2 separate regions of the Homo sapiens genome follow, and region 2 is linked to region 1. Evidence: read pairs that join two places in POLR2A ChIA-PET (ENCODE). Cell type or tissue: Panc1. All regions are shown on one strand. Links, peaks and the distances in the headings refer to the core of each region. The heading gives the core; the rest is flanking DNA. Region 1 overlaps LINC01435 (long intergenic non-protein coding RNA 1435). Region 2 overlaps LOC105378477 (a long non-coding RNA gene).

What was found. ChIA-PET counts read pairs that join two places held together with the same protein. Peaks named below come from ENCODE experiments on the same cell type or tissue, not always from the same donor. Only the 100,000 strongest peaks of a DNase experiment are listed, where the experiment ranks them.
Region 2: POLR2A ChIA-PET joins it to region 1 with 6 read pairs; 2 of 35 experiments call an interaction of 5 or more read pairs at or near these places.

The regions. Positions count from the first base shown.
Region 1 is chr10:108,041,764-108,044,688 of GRCh38, reverse strand. It overlaps LINC01435 (long intergenic non-protein coding RNA 1435), which reads left to right. Exons shown (of 5, transcript NR_125760.1): 2 at 1,365-1,511. Among named protein-coding and RNA genes, the nearest start is that of LINC01435, 26 kb to the left of the region's middle. In Panc1, for the core only: no CTCF peak of the experiment used is centred there; no DNase peak of the experiment used is centred there.
Region 2 is chr10:108,419,971-108,422,895 of GRCh38, reverse strand. All of the region lies in intron 3 of LOC105378477 (a long non-coding RNA gene), which reads left to right. Among named protein-coding and RNA genes, the nearest start is that of LINC02661, 290 kb to the left of the region's middle. In Panc1, for the core only: no CTCF peak of the experiment used is centred there; a DNase peak (open chromatin) is centred at 1,529.

The DNA.
Region 1 (2,925 bases), core at 282-2,781:
CTAGAATCACAGGCATGAGCCATCGTGCCCTGCCTTAGCATTATTTCAATACTTAAAACGTCCTGAACATTTTAGTGCCAGGCCAGTAGTCTCCCTTTATTTATTTATTTATTTATTTATTTATGTATTTATTTATTTATTTATTGAGACGGCGTTTTGCTCTTGTTGCTCAGACTGGAGTGCAATAGCATGATCTCAGCCTGCTGCAACCTCTGCCTCCCGGTTCAAGCGATTCTCCTGCCTCAGCCTCCCCAGTAGCTGGGACTACAGGCATGTGCCACCATGCCCAGCTAATTTTGTATTTTTAATAGAGACAGGGTTTCTCCATGTTGGTCAGGCTGGTATCAAACTCCCAACCTCAGGTGATCTGCCCACCTCGGCCTCCCAAAGTGCTGGAATTACAGGCATGAGCCACCATGCCCAGCCTCCCATTATTAGGAAATAGTAGTGAGAGAGTCAGGTGTGAAGGGGTCCCCAGAAAAACTCCAGCCAGCCTGCGCACTGGGGTGGAGCCTTGGGGAGTTTGCCCATTGGCAGCAGAGAGGAACCTGGCCCCTATTCTTCCTGTGTGGAACCTGAGATACCTGGGTGGGAAGCACGCTAACAGGGCCTCTGGCCTTGTGGGGTGTCCTTGTTTCCCCCTTTTCTTCCTTTTCACCCAATAAAACCCTGTCTTACTCACCATAAAAATTGTCTGCCAGCCTGAATTTTCGTGGCCATGGGACAAAGAACCCCATCTTTAGCTGAACTAAGAAAAAGTCCTGCAACTGTAGCACATCAACATAAAATAATTCAGTGTAAACCTAAAGTCATAATTAACAATAAAAATAGCTTATGGCCAAAACTACAGGTGGGATTTCACATGGCAGATGTTCTAAATGGATTTTGAGCTCAAAGTTGGAATATCTCATACCAGCTTTTACAATTATGCAACTAATTGCAGTTAGCCTAGATCGCGCCATTGCACTCCAGACTGGGTGACAAGAGCGAAACTCCGTCTAAAAAAAAAAATGCAGCTAGAGTTCTCATCCTTCATCTAGACTTTCTAGTCAGTGACCTCAAGCCTGGGTGGAAGTATAGGTTTTGTCAATAGTTCAAGCCAACTATTTTTTGTTCAATAAAGATAATATCAGATATATCAGGAACATCACACCTAATTGACAGGGGAGTACCATCTGGTGAAACTTTGGGCAATTAATGCCTCTGAACTTTTAACAAATCCTCTAAGGCAGGCCTGACTGCACTATGGAGTGCTGGTGAGATTTAGAAGAGATGACAGACATGCAATCGAATGAAAGACCGCAAAGCAGGAGCTAGTTAGCAATCATCAAAATAAATATCACCATCACCCCCTCTTTTTACAGATCATTGTCTGTTAAGACCCCATCGCAGAGAAGTTAAAGAGCTTCAATCACCATGCTTTCAGGGTCAATTTGTCTCCGAAAAGGAACAGATGGGGAAGAATTATTCCATTCACAGTTGACTTGTCAGAAATTCCAAGATCTTGGACTGTAAGTAAACGAACGACCTTGCTTATGAAATCACGAATTCCCTTTTGTAGGAAAGTAAAATTGTTGTCACTAGCCCAAAGTCTAAATACACACTCACCTTCCATATATTTTCAGCTCCTAGTCAGGGAAGAATCTGCTTCTGTAAAAGGTTTGCAAGGTGCATGTGGTTTGCAAAGTGGCTGTTGTTGGTATTGATGGTGAGGGGGAGGAAGGGGAGAAGGACAGAGCTATACAGGTTCCCTGAGAGTTATCCCATTTAAATTGTTAGCGTTAGCTGTGTTAGCCTTCAGCCTAATCAAAAGCTCACCACAAATGTTGCAATGGAAAAAACAAACAAAAATCCTTTAAATGGCAGGAACAAAGCAGAAAAAGAGGGAAAATGAAACAACCTGCCATTGTGGGAGGACTCCTGCTCCAATACACAGCAGTCTCTCCCAGAATGAGCAATTCCAGGCACAGTGTACAAACAGGCAGTTGATAAGAAGGGGCACACCGGGCTGTCAGCTTCTCCGTGGCCTACCTGAGGTCCATGACTCTGTAGGAAGAAGATGTAGCTTTATATTAATATTTGTACAAAATTGATGAACTAAACCAAATAGACAACTGAGAATCTGGCTCAATATCTGCCAAATTCCAACCTCACCTTTGTCAAATTGCACTGTATTTTTTCTTCTGTGAGAAAAACAAGAATGAAAGCAAGTCTGGATATTTTCATATAATCTCAAACCATCTATTGAAATAGAATGAAAAAAGGCAAAGCTGGACAAGTTGGGCTTCTACTTATAGAAGAAAAACTTTGACTTTATATTTAAATATTTTAACATACATTTATGATAGAGGAAAAGATCTATTATGTTTTTGCTGCAAAGTATAGTATTCCCTGTTTCTAAATCCTTCCTTTTATTTCACCAACAATATATATACTGCCTGTATGATTGAGCAGTTAAGTAGGAGGAAAATAAAATTCAAGAATTGTACAAATAGATTTTTGAAATTAGCAAACTTTAAAAGTAGAAAAGAGGCTTGTAAAAACCAAATAAACAGCCGAAAAAAAGAAAGCAAATATTAAAACAAAAGTACAAGGACAGTGAGGAAAATTTTGGTTAGTGACTCTCAAATATAATGAAAAGTGAACATCTGTTCGTTTTTATCTCAAAAGTAAATTTTATCTCCACACATTCGAAAGAAAACCAAGCAGCATTAGGGTCATAGTCAGAGAAGGATAGAGATCACCTAAGACTCCAAACCACTGTCATATTTTAATGACACAGTAATATAACAAATTAGATACGGTCCTAATTTGTTAAAGATGTTAAACAGCACTAACAGGACAACCTAGATGGCGATAAGATTGGCATCAGATTAAGATTGGCCTCACTGGGTGAAAAATGCAAAAGAGTATAAAGTGTTCTGT
Region 2 (2,925 bases), core at 172-2,671, 380 kb before region 1:
AAGACTATCCTTTCCCCATTGTTCCTTCACGGCACCTTTTATCAAAAATCACCTGACCGTAAATGTGTGGATTTATTTCTGGGCTATTTTGTTCCACTGGTCTACATTTCTGATTTTATGACATGAAAAGTGCTTAATACACATCAAGGGTCTGAATTTGCTGTGCTGAGTAGGGAACTGGGTCTCCTGAATTTTCTGGTGCATTAATAAAGGGCAGTAGTTTTCTGTTTGCCAACATGCCATTCTGGTTAATTGTCTTCTTGTAATGTACATGCACGTGCATATGCATATGTGTATATACATGTATGTCTGTGAATCTGGAAAGCTTAGGTACTAACTTTAGGACTATTTTTTTTGTCCCCACAACAGGGAGTAGATTAGGCAACACCATTGTGTAATTTCAAGGCACTTGGTCACTGAATTTTCACCCAGAAAATATTTATGAAAGACTTTTTTTTCTGCTACACGCTGGGCTTAGGCCAGGAGAGTCACTTTGCCTTTCTGAAGACAGAAATCATAACATATAGACAAACTAAAAAAGTAGACAAGGACAAAAGATAGAGTTTACATTACATAAAAGTGTTTTTTTTTCTCCTTAATAAAATAACATTAGTTTTATTAAAGGAAGAAATACATCCAGGAAAAACGAAATCATTACCCACTTAAAAGCAATCTTCCATAATTTTATATTGGTAAATCAAGCTAGGGTTACACTGATAACAATAAATAAATTTGACCTTTAACATAGTGCCAGGAAATATTCATATAAATTTATTTATTTGTATAATTTTAAAAAAAATTCCATAGGAAAGACTATTTTGAAGAATGGATAAAAGTAGAAACACATGACATTTTATATTAAGTGACTATGGTTAAAATATTATTCTGTAGTCATGCCAAATCTTAAGACCTTGAAAATTCTAATGCTGGTTTTCCTGCCTATTCATAGCATGTAATAGTACTGATATTAATGGAAAATTTCGATATAATGTGTACAAATAGCTGAGCATAAAAGTGTTTTGAAAGTATAGAGTCCTTGATATTCAAAAGAGAGAGACAGAGAGATTCTCCATCGTATCTCCAAAATTATACCTAAAAAGTTAGTTCCAATGGCAAAGCAAGGCTTATAAAGAAGCTGGCCTTTGTGATTCACTGTTATTTGGGGTAGGGGAAATGAGGAAAGGAAAATAGATTGAAATAATCTTATAAAGGAGATTAGGTAACAAGAAATGTAGAAAGGGGAAAAAAGTGTCAACTTTAACAGCCTTTTATTGCAATCTTGGTGTCAGATGAGGCTGTGATCTTATCTGAGGCTCCAATTGGAAAATATTTGCTTCCACATTCTCACAATTCTTAGGCGCTTTTAATTATTGCAGGCTGTTATGCTGAGAGCCTCATTTTTTTTTTTTTTAGACTTTTGGCCAGAAGCCAACCTCATCTGCTTGTGACAAAGCCTCCCTAGCATGGCCGCCTACTTCCTCAAAGCCAGCCAGTGAGAACACCTGATACTATGATGGACAGTTAATCCTTTATAATGCATGTAAGAATACATACCTATGTATTCCCTGTCATGTTTGTCACATTCTATTAGGTAGAATCAAGTTAACAGGTCTTGACTACACTTAAGAGAATTACACAGGTGTGTGAATTACTGAGATGTAAGGATCATGGAGGCCACCTTACAATCTATCCTTCACAACTTCTCAATTATTGAGCATTGGGTTCTTCTCTTGATTAAACAAGAAGGCAATGAATTAGGAGTTATGCTTTATCATATCTTCTCTCAACATGGTAGAGCCCACAGAGATGAGCAAACCTCTATACACTTTTGAGAAGCTTGTAGTCTCAGTTCAGTAGAAAACTTAAGATATAAATAATTAACTCTAAAGTGAGGCACATAAGACAAGAATCAAGAAAGAATAATGGTGTTGAAATTTGAGATGGATTTATTCTGAAGTGTTGAAGAGTTTTTAGTCAGGCTTATAGGATGAGTGGGGTTTAGCACAGTTGTTAAACTGGACCAAAGAGATTTCAATATAGCCTTGGGAAGATAGGTTTGACTCCAAATATTGTCACTAAAAAAGTTGGAGAATCTTATTTTTCTAAAGGTTAATTAATAGATACATGGTTGGCTAAGACACATTTATGAAGTTAAAATGAAGTGATGCCAGAGAGTTACAGCAGAATTAAGAGCTTTGCAAGGAATTTCCTGCCAGGCCAGTGTCCGCTGAGATAGCTAAATCATGTAGCAGTAACAGTACAAAATCCCTTATGAAATTTCTGAGCAATTTTCTTAACTCTGTATTCTAGCTGTTTATAGTCCTCAGATACAGAAGTTGGCAACCCCAAAAAGTGAACATAAATGAAAATGGCCTCCACCTCATGTTAGTCTCAGAGTAGTGGCTTTGCCACCTTCATCAAGAAAGGAAAGAAATTGGGCTTTATCTTAATGAAGTATCACCTACCATCTGGGTGTCTTTCAGAAAATAGTGGTTGGTACTAAGAAGCTGGGATTTGTCAGGAAGAAATTCAAGAATGCTGTATTCCTGAAGTATTTTGCCCCACGACATGCAGTGTTTTTCTCCATGAGAGAAAGGTTTCAATTATCAATATGGTAGCACTGTTGAAAACTTTTATATTACTTTTTAATTTTAAACAATTTCAAAGTTATGGAAGATTTGCAAGAGTAATTTTTTCAAATCCATATACTTCGCACCTAGATTTAGCAATTCTTGACATTTACTATCTTTCCTTTTATAATTATTTAAATGCACTAATCCCCCGGCGACACCCCTTATCCATAGTTTTGCTTTTGCTTTCTGCCTTTTGTTATCCATGGTCAACTGTAGGCCAAAAATATTAAATGAAAAAATCCAGAAATAAGCAATCCATAAGTTTTAAATTGTATACTGTTCTGAGTAGCAT